Regions from separate parts of the Homo sapiens genome. Here region 1 is linked to region 2. Evidence: chromatin contacts called from ENCODE Hi-C data. All regions are on one chromosome and are shown on one strand. The core of a region is the stretch at or near the end of the contact, and the rest is flanking DNA. Distances in the headings are between cores, read along the strand shown. Region 1 overlaps ZMIZ1 (zinc finger MIZ-type containing 1). Region 2 overlaps ZMIZ1 (zinc finger MIZ-type containing 1).

What was found. Hi-C counts contacts between places; a loop is a spot of excess contacts on that map. Pooled maps may share reads with other maps.
Region 1: a map with no recorded cell type shows a loop between it and region 2 (8-fold over the local background). The contact joins two enhancer-like sites. A Hi-C loop is called at or near these places in 1 of 168 maps with a recorded cell type or tissue (gastrocnemius medialis), 1 of 37 single-sample maps with no recorded cell type and 4 of 50 pooled maps.

Annotation. Positions count from the first base shown.
Region 1 is chr10:79,081,535-79,086,205 of GRCh38, forward strand. The region is part of intron 1 of ZMIZ1 (zinc finger MIZ-type containing 1); the gene reads left to right. Among named protein-coding and RNA genes, the nearest start is that of ZMIZ1, 15 kb to the left of the region's middle. RefSeq lists enhancers at 2,244-2,815, 2,816-3,385, 2,888-3,007, a cis regulatory region at 2,611-3,111 and a silencer at 3,732-3,801. Within about 2 kb of position 2,542, at least 31 of the 41 ENCODE cell types and tissues checked have a DNase peak (open chromatin) inside an H3K27ac peak, as active enhancers do; they include gastrocnemius medialis, where a contact is called at or near this core.
Region 2 is chr10:79,264,911-79,269,056 of GRCh38, forward strand. All of the region lies in intron 7 of ZMIZ1 (zinc finger MIZ-type containing 1), which reads left to right. Among named protein-coding and RNA genes, the nearest start is that of PPIF, 80 kb to the right of the region's middle. RefSeq lists enhancers at 368-417, 784-1,743 and a cis regulatory region at 1,180-2,036. Within about 2 kb of position 1,406, at least 36 of the 41 ENCODE cell types and tissues checked have a DNase peak (open chromatin) inside an H3K27ac peak, as active enhancers do; they include gastrocnemius medialis, where a contact is called at or near this core.

The DNA of each region.
Region 1 (4,671 bases), core at 1,292-3,791, 180 kb before region 2:
TAGCCTCTTGCAGCATGCTCGCCTGCCACTGCAGCCAGAGCCCCCTCACTGGAGGTAGCCAGGGGCTGTGAATAGTGCTTCCTCCCCTGTGGACCAGCACCCAGCTCCTTACTGAGCTCCTCTCTGCCTGGCCCTGCCCCCTGCCACTTAGGCGCATCTTGCCTAAGTGTCTACAGGCCCCTGAGACCTGGGCTCTGTGCAAGGAGCGCTGGATTTAGAGACAGAACTTCTGGCCTCCTCCTGCCAGCATCGCTGGGGGCTGTCGCACGAGTCCAAGGGGAAGGCCAGCACGTTGCATGCTGTCCAGTATCACTGCATCGGGGAGTGTAATGTTTCATTACCATGTGCAATGATGGTAATGGCAGCACAGAAAGGCCCTGGAGACCATCCAGGCCAACCTTCTCATTTAGATGCTGAGTCAAACCCCAGAGGGGACGAGGTCACACGACAAGTCCCTGGCAGAGCTGGAGCTAAAATCCAGGTGTTCCCACCATCTAGCCAGTGCCCAGCCCTGCCTGTTACTCCACAGAAACCCTTTGCTGGAGTAAGGCACAGGAGAGGTGCCTCCATGGCTGTGGCAGTGGCACTGGCCTGGCCTGGGACTCACCTTCCTCATTTTGCAAAGCGGCTGGGCCTTTCGGCTCTGGCTGTGCCCACCAGAAACACTCGTCCTGGGGGCAGGCACTCGGTGCCTATGGTCTTGGTAAGACAGCTGGCTCCTCCAGCCTGGGGGCCGCTGCCCTATAGCAGGACACTTTCTCTCACTTCCTGGCTTATATGGGGCTGCCTTGCATTCCGCCTTGGGTGGCAACAGGGTCCTCAGGAGCCCACCTGAGACCCCACGCCCAGCTTTTTGGCTCATCAGGCTCATTTGGTGGCCTAGACCATGGCTTGAATTTATGGTCTGAGATGCAGCCTGGTGTGATCCCTTCCAGGCCCCTAAGACCCAAAGATGCCCAAACTATTGGAGCAGGAGGGACCTGGGCAGCCAGTCTACTTAATGCCCTTCTCATCCCATTTCCCAGATTAGAGCCCTGAGGCCAGAGAGGGAAGGAATCCAGCTGCAGAGCTGCAGGCAGGATCCCATGTCCTCCCAGCCTCACTGGCTTGGTCTCCCCCTACTTTCACCCTTTGCGCCCGAGGCTGTCCTTGGCCTTCCCAGGCTTTGTGTGGAGTGAAGGACGATGGGGGACAATGGGCAGAGTAGCAACTGCTACTTTTCCCTCAGGGCTCCTCTAGACCTCTGCCAGGCCCTGCGTCACTTCCAGTTCTGGGGAGCCCATGCACTGAATGGGCTGGGAGGGTCCTGCTGGTGGGGCCTCGTGCCAGCCTGAGAACAAGGCTTCCTGGCTGGGCTTGAGTCCCCAGCACTCTGGCCCTGGGGAGGGCAGAGTCTGGGGTCCTTTTGTGCCTCCCCTCGCCCAGCTACCCAAGGAAGGTGGATTCATGTATTCCTTTGTCAAGTTTATCAAGCACCTTCCATGTGCCAGGCACTCTTCCAGGCCCTGGGGATACATTGGTGAATTTGACAGGGGCCCTGCTTACATTCTAGTAGGCGAGACAGTCAGCAGGTCAACAACTTAATGCATGACATCATGCCTGAGTTATAATCAGTGCTTTGAAGAAAAATAAACCAGGATAAGGTGATATAGGGACATGAGTGGGTGATGGGGCTTCTTTAGGTGGTGTGGTCAGGGAAGGCTTCTCTGAAGAGGCTGCATTTGAGCACATACCTCAGGGAGACAGGGAAGTGAACTCCATGAACATTTGGGAGAAGAGCTCTCCAGGCAGTGGGAACAGCATGTGCAAAGGCCCTGTGGCAGATGCTTGTTTGGCGTGGTCTGGGAAAAGCAGGGAGGCCAGTGTGGCTAGATGGAGTGAGGGAAGGAGAGAGTGGGGAGGAAGTCAACAGAGTGATCAGGGACCAGGTGATAAGGGACAGAGAGCCTTATCAAGTACAGGAAGGGCTTCTGACTTCATGCTCAGTGATTTGGAAGCCACTGAAGGATTTTAAGTAAAGGACTGAGGCTATCAGATGTGTCCCTCTAAGATCTCTGGCTGATGAGCCGAGAATAGACTGAAGGGACAAGGGTGGCCACAAGGAGACCATCTGGGCAGCATTTACAGGAACCCAGGAAAGGATGCTGGCGGCTTGGACCAGAGTGTTCAGTGGAGGTAGTGAAACAAGGTCGGATCCTGAATGTATTTTAAAGATTGACTGAGGCTGTGGCCAGGAGCCCACTGGGAATGCCTGTCCACCTCCGTGAAACAGGCTGAGCTAGAGAACTGGCTCAAGTTGCTGTGTCCTGGGAGTCTGAGCCCTTCTCCTTTTGTGCTTGTCAATTCCTGTGCCTCAGCCACTCTGTCATAAGGTGGCCTTTTAACAGTTGGAAAAATAGAGGCATAGTGGGTCTTCCTGATACCCTTGTCTACCCTTGGAATTCTGATATTCTGCATTTGGTCTCTCTCCTCCCCTCTGGCTGATTCCCTGGCATTCATCCCCTGCATGTTCATACACTCCACTCTATGCACCATAGTTTCCCAACATGTTAGTCATCCTCTATCCCGAGGCCTTTGCATATGCTAAGTCCTCCACCTCCACTCTTCAGTCAGGTGAACTCCTACCCATCCTTAAGAGCCCAGCTCAAAAGCTGCCATCTTTGAACTCTCTCCCCTGACACTCTCAGGCACTGAGGATTTCTTCTCCACTGAAAATTCTACTCCTCTCCCTCCCACACTCTATTGCAAGGGATCAACTGCGTGGGGCTGGGTCTGTGCCTTCCTTCACACCTCCTCTTTCTGTTCTGTGTCCTCACAGCCTGGCCCAGGGCCAGCACAGAGGAGGGAACAAAAACATTTCAGTGTATTCCTGGAGCAGTAGTTGGTTACTATGGAAACAAGGAAGTGTTGCAACTTCCTGAACTTGAGGTTGGGGTCAAAGAGGGCAGCTCTATCTTGGCCACACGGGATCAACCCAAGATGGCCATGCTGAGGTTCTTATTAATTCAAAGTCACTTCGGACAGGCTCTTTCCCATCCCTGAGCCTCAGCTTACCCCATCAATAAGATGCAGGTGTTGGGACTGCTTGACTGTCTGCTCTAACGTTCTGTATCCTTGTGCCTCCAATCCTGCCGTATGAACACAGGCAGGTCCTTTGCCCTCTTTGAGCCTCAGTTTCCCTATTTTGTTGACCTCTCTCCAAGAACATAGCTGCCTGAGTCAAGCAACTCCAGAATCCTAGGGTCAGCGGCTGGGCTGGCCGTTGATGATTGAACTGGGATTCTTGTGACTTGCAGAGGCACAAAGAGGGAAGTCCTGCTTTCCAGGGTGGTGGGGTGGGGGTGGGGGAATGAGGCAGCAGGAGGGTGGGTTGGTAGGGATAATCCAGGCCGGCTCACTCTGGCCTGAACCTGCACAGGCCCCTGGGTCTCCTTTCTTCACCTTGAAGGTGGCAGGAGCTAGTGCTTGCCAGGGGCCCTTGGCTCTGCCGGACGCTGCCCGCTCCGCATTCTGGTGCCGTGCCATGTAGATCCCGGCCTGTGCTCTGAGGGCCACAGGTCCTGTGGTGGCCCCAGAGGCTGCCTGCTGCCTGTGGTGGCAGGGCTGAGTGGGTGGGCACCATGTTCTTACTGTGTCTCTTCTCTCTCCACTTCATTGCTCAGAAGCCAAGAGTTAGCCAAGCACAAAACCACAGCCTGGCTGCTGGCACCCTCCTCTGCAACCCTGCAGCACCTGGGCAGGCTGGTTCTGGGGGCTCAGCACCAGTCACCAGGGCTCGGATGTAGCCTCCTCAAGCTGGGGGTGGGGGTCAAGGGGCCAACATGCCCAGCGTGACGCCAGGCCCGCAGTTGAGTTCCCACCTGCCATTTGCACATGCCATTGGGCAGAGTGGGCAGAGGCCTCAGCCCGCATAACGCCCCACCCTGACTCCTGCCTGGCACTCAGGTGCCGTCTGGCCTGCACCAGACCCAGAAAGAGTGACCTGGGATGAGAGGCCTTCCATGGCTCTCTGGGCCTGCCTCCTCATCTGAAAAATGGGCAGAGGGTGCCCGCCTCCCATGGCCACCAGGAGGGGAGACAGAGGAAGGCAGCTTGTGATCTCCAGAGCCCAATAAACACGCTTGTTAGGATTACCAGCAGCAGGCAACAGGCTTCAGCCCAAGAGATGCCCCTGAGAACCTCTTTTTCAGGAAGCAAAAGCCCAAACCTTTTCAGAATGAGACTCTTATTCTGGGAATGAGAAGTGCCTCTCCCTCTGTTTCTGAGCTGTGCCCAGTGGCCAGGGACCTGAGTGGCCATCACAACGTGCCTTTCCCGCCTACCACTGCTCCCTGGCTTTCTAGGGTTGGAGTTGGATGAAACCCCTGGGGCAGCACCGGGCACTGGAAGGGCCCTGGTAAGGGAGAGGATACCCACTGCCCATCTCTGCCACTCATCAGCTTCCTGACCCTGACGAGTCCTTGTCTCTCTGCCCTCTGTGCATTGAGGCCCCTTCTAGCTGGGACTCTCCTTTGGAGTCTACTGGAGCATTTTTACCTCCAGGATAGGTGAGGCTCCCTACTCCAGACCCCCAGGATGTAATGTGGGTCTCACCTCAACTCACAAAATTCTCACTTCTGTTAAGAAAGGGCCTTGCCATGGTTGACGGGGATTTGCACTTCACCGTGTGGA
Region 2 (4,146 bases), core at 156-2,655:
CCTGAGTTAGAGATGATAGTGTGAGGTGGCAGGGAATTTTCTGGGCTGGGGTTTTAGTCTGGCGTCTTATCCTGGGTCCATGCATCCTGCCCAGCCTCCACTGGGTGAGGCATGGCCAAACCGGTTTGGGAAACAGCACTGACAAAACTAGCCCTGACGGCTCTGAGGTTCCCTGGAGTTCAGTTCCCAGGGTGAGTTCACACGCCTCGAGGCTCCCAGTTCCCAGCTCCTGACAACCCGGGCAGCCCTTGGGGAGAGGGGGCGGGCGTGCGAGGAGTGTTCCTAGAGGGAGGGACAGGCTGTAGGCCCTCTCTCAGGCCAGACTGGACCACAGGACCTGAGAAGGCAGGACCTGCCCAGCACAGGGAAGCAGGTAGGGCAGGGTGAGCTGGGCCGGGAGCCTGCTTGCAGATCCCAGGCCACCTGCACCACCCAACTAGCCAGTCCTCCCTATGCACAGGGCTTCAGCTTGTGTGGGGACCGGGGGTGGGGGCAGCAGAGACGGACAGGGTCACTCGCAGCCCAAGCGCCAGCAGACAACTCCTTTTTTTTCTTTTCTTTTTTTTTTTTTTTTTGGCCTTTCTTACCCACAAGTGATGGTGATAGAGGTACAGGGAGCAGAACATGGGAATGATCTAGAAAACTCAGGAGGAGCTGAAACTCAGTTCAGCTTGCTACTGATGGTGCTGAGGCAGCAATACCATCAGTCTGCCGGAGACTGAGATTTTCCCCCAAGGAAAACCTCTCTGATGTAGGTTCCAGGGGTCAGCTGTCAGGGTCACCAGAGTCCAACTCACAATGCCCCAGAAGTGATGTTTTCTATAACCAAGGAGAAGGCCTAGCCCCTCAGCAGCCCCAGCAGCTGAGACCACAGGGTGCTCCCCACCCATCCACTCTCCTAGGACCCTGTCACCCTCAGAGTCCTGCAAGCATCGGCTGTTTGACCTCAGCGAATCCACTCTACTCTCTGGGCTTTGGCCTTGATCAACGGAGCAGCCCAACAGGGTGAGCTCTCTGGAGCCCCTTCCATCTGTAATCCCTGCTAGCGGTGTGGAGAGGCAGTCCACCCCAAGTGTGCAGACAGACAGCTCACCCCATATCACCTGCAAGATTGAGAAGAAGTCATGCAAGGTCAAGACTGGCCTGCGCCCTGAGAAACGTGACCCCACTTGGAGGCCAGGGCTGATTCAGGGGGCCACAGACTTCAGAGAGCAGTGCCCACCCCCTGTCTTTTACATGTGGCCAGAGACGGGAGGAAGTTGCCCACAGTCACACAGGAGGTTCAAGAAGCTGGGGTTGGCACCAAGTCTTAGGAGTGGGAGGCAGGCAGGAGGCACAGAGCTGTCTCCTGGGGATATGCCTGCTCTCAGACATGATGTCACAGAATTATGGGCATGAAAGTGGGGCCTTCGCGTACCAGCAGTGGGCGGGGCCGTTGTCCTGTGGAGTGACTGTTTGAATCACCCCTTCTTGGGCCTGGATTTCCCTTTTGTAAAATACAGGTAGTGTAATCCTTGGCAGGGTCCTAATTGGGTCTTGGGAGGTTTGAATGAAGTAGGAAGAACCACACGGCTGGGAGAACCAAAAGGTTGTGTGCTCCCACGGCCCGGTTAGATCCTCATCCACAGCAGGGTGAGTCGGGCCAGAAGGGGTGCCCCATCTTACAGAAGCACACACATGGCCCTGAGGCTGCACTGATGGTGCGGTGGTCTCGCTAGAGCCAACCCTGGTCTCCTGGGGCCCAGTAGTCACTGCCCCCGGTCCGAGGACTGTGAGTCTCTGTGGTCATGTGCTTCCTGTGCTATTTCCTCCTGGGAGATGACCCAAGAGAGCTGGCAGGGAGGAGGCCCCTTTTCCTATTTCTGGGGCACCCAGCAGTGACGGGTCTACAGGCAGGAAGTCCAGCCCCAGAGCCCCAGCCTCCAGCCGGGCAGAGTAACAATTCTGCGGCTAGTTCTGTTCTCAGGGCTCATGAGTCAGACCACTCATTCCTGCTTTGAGTAAATCAGCCAGAGTAGGAATCCTAGTTCCTGCCCGTCTCCCACCTCCTTCTGGACACAGTGGAATGGGGCTGAGGAGGGGCTTGGGCTCTGCCCACCGCCCAGGCCTCCTATTGTGGAGAGGACAGCTGCAAAGTCCCCCCAGCCCCTGTACCCACACACTCCAGAGGAGGAAGGGGTCTGCCTAGACCAGCCTCCTGGCACTGCTTGGCCTGAGAGCAGAGTCAGAAATGAGTGCCTGTCGGGGTGGCCCTGTGAGGGCCTGGGGTGTCTGGATGTGGGCACAGTTGGGTGCTAGGGGAGCACCCAGTCCAGTAGGGAAGGGGGCACTGTCTGCCCCAGGGAGCACCCAGTGTGAAGGGGTGGTGTGAGGCTGGGCACTCCTGAGCATCTGCATGATTTTCTTGGAGATGGGTGAAAGAAATTGTATTTTATTTGAGCAATTTTCTACAGTACTTAGGTGGAGAAATGGAGCACCCTCTGCATCCCAAGGGAACATGTATACTACAGCAACACTGCTAACAGTTTATTCCCATGTAATGCTTTCTACATGCCTGGTATTGTACCAACATTCTATGTATAGTAACTTACTTAATCCTCATGGTAATTTAGGTGGTAGGTGCTACTTATTATCCCCATTTTGCAGAAGGGAAAACCAAAGCACAGAGAGCTAAAGTAACTTACCCAAGATCACACAGCTGCTACGTGGCTGAGCTGGGATTTGAACCCAGGCAGCCTGGCTCCAGAGCTTGTGTTCTTGGTCACTCTGCCTCCTGGAGGCAGGAGACAGCATATTACTGCTTTTGGTTTCCAGGTGGGACTCTGGTGTGAGATGGGCCGTCTCTCACTTGTGTTGACAAAGGGGCCCTTCCTTCACCTCATGGTTCCTCACACCAGGCCAGTGAGCAGGAGAGGTTCCTCTTAGTGTCTGTCCATTTTAGAGATTTGATGAGGAGTCCAGGCCCGTGTTGACTCAAACCCCTGTGTCTGCTGCACTCTCCCGCCCCTCCCAAGCCCTCACCACCACTTCTTTTCTGTGCATGGCTATAGAACTTGGGGTCCCAGGGATATTCAGGAGACCCCATTGCCTTGAACTCCCAGGCTTCCCCGGTCCCAGGACCCTGTGTTTGGGAGCTGAAAGAGGAGGATCAGAGGGTAGGGGAGCACGGCCTGGGCCCAGGAGCAGAAGGAGCAGCACTATCTCCAGGGAGCCCTGGGTGAGATGCTGGGAACATCTCACTAACATGAACAGCAGCGCCGGCCCCTGAGCAGAGGACGACCAGGGCTGTGGCTGGCCCCCACGCTGTATGAACTGTTGCTGCTGTGAACTGCTTGCCTCCTGTTCCCCGTGACTGGGGTGGCTGTGCATGTCATGAAACATGTGTCATGTGACTCAGTTGTAGGTTTTATTTGAGGACAGCACCAGTCTCTGGACACATTCGTGATGAGATTCCTTTCAGAACCCTGTTTCTGAAGCTGGTTTCCTGCCCCCAGGAATGGGGAGCTGCTGGTAGGTTTAAAGGCCGCTGAGCGCCTGGTCACAGATGCTGCTCCAGTTGTCCGGGTCTCAGTGTCTGTCCTTCCTTCCCAGTCGTCTCAGCATATTGGGTTATTTCTAGCTGTGATTCATGTCAGTGTGTTAGTCATCTGTTGGCTGCATAGCATGTGCTAAACGCCGTGCTGGGTGCCAGGGTTGTAGAAGTGAAGCCCCCAAATCCGATCGTGGCCCCAGGGGCTCATGCTGTCGCTACGGAGCACCATGGCATTCCCCTGGGTAGTGTGGCCCAAGATTCGTGTCTGCATCCATCAAGCAACTGCCATCTACCAGGCCCTGTGCAGCCTCTGGGGATACAGATTGGAAAGAGGTAATCAGAATGCATGGGTGGAAGAAGTCCTCTGACCGCGTTGCAGAGGGCAGGTTGGCAGGAGGCAGGTTTGGAGATGGAGAGGAATGACAGGATGCTGTTGTCATAATTCAGAGGAGAACCGGCAGGGCTGCAGAAGGTGATTGGATTGGAGCAGGCAAGGAGCAAAGGGAACAGACTGCAAAGATCATCAGGATGTGGTGACCAGCGGGTGGGACAGGGAGGGGCCCGTCTTCCTGAGGCAGCTCGAGGTGCTCCCTGGGATTCTAGTGGATGTGGGA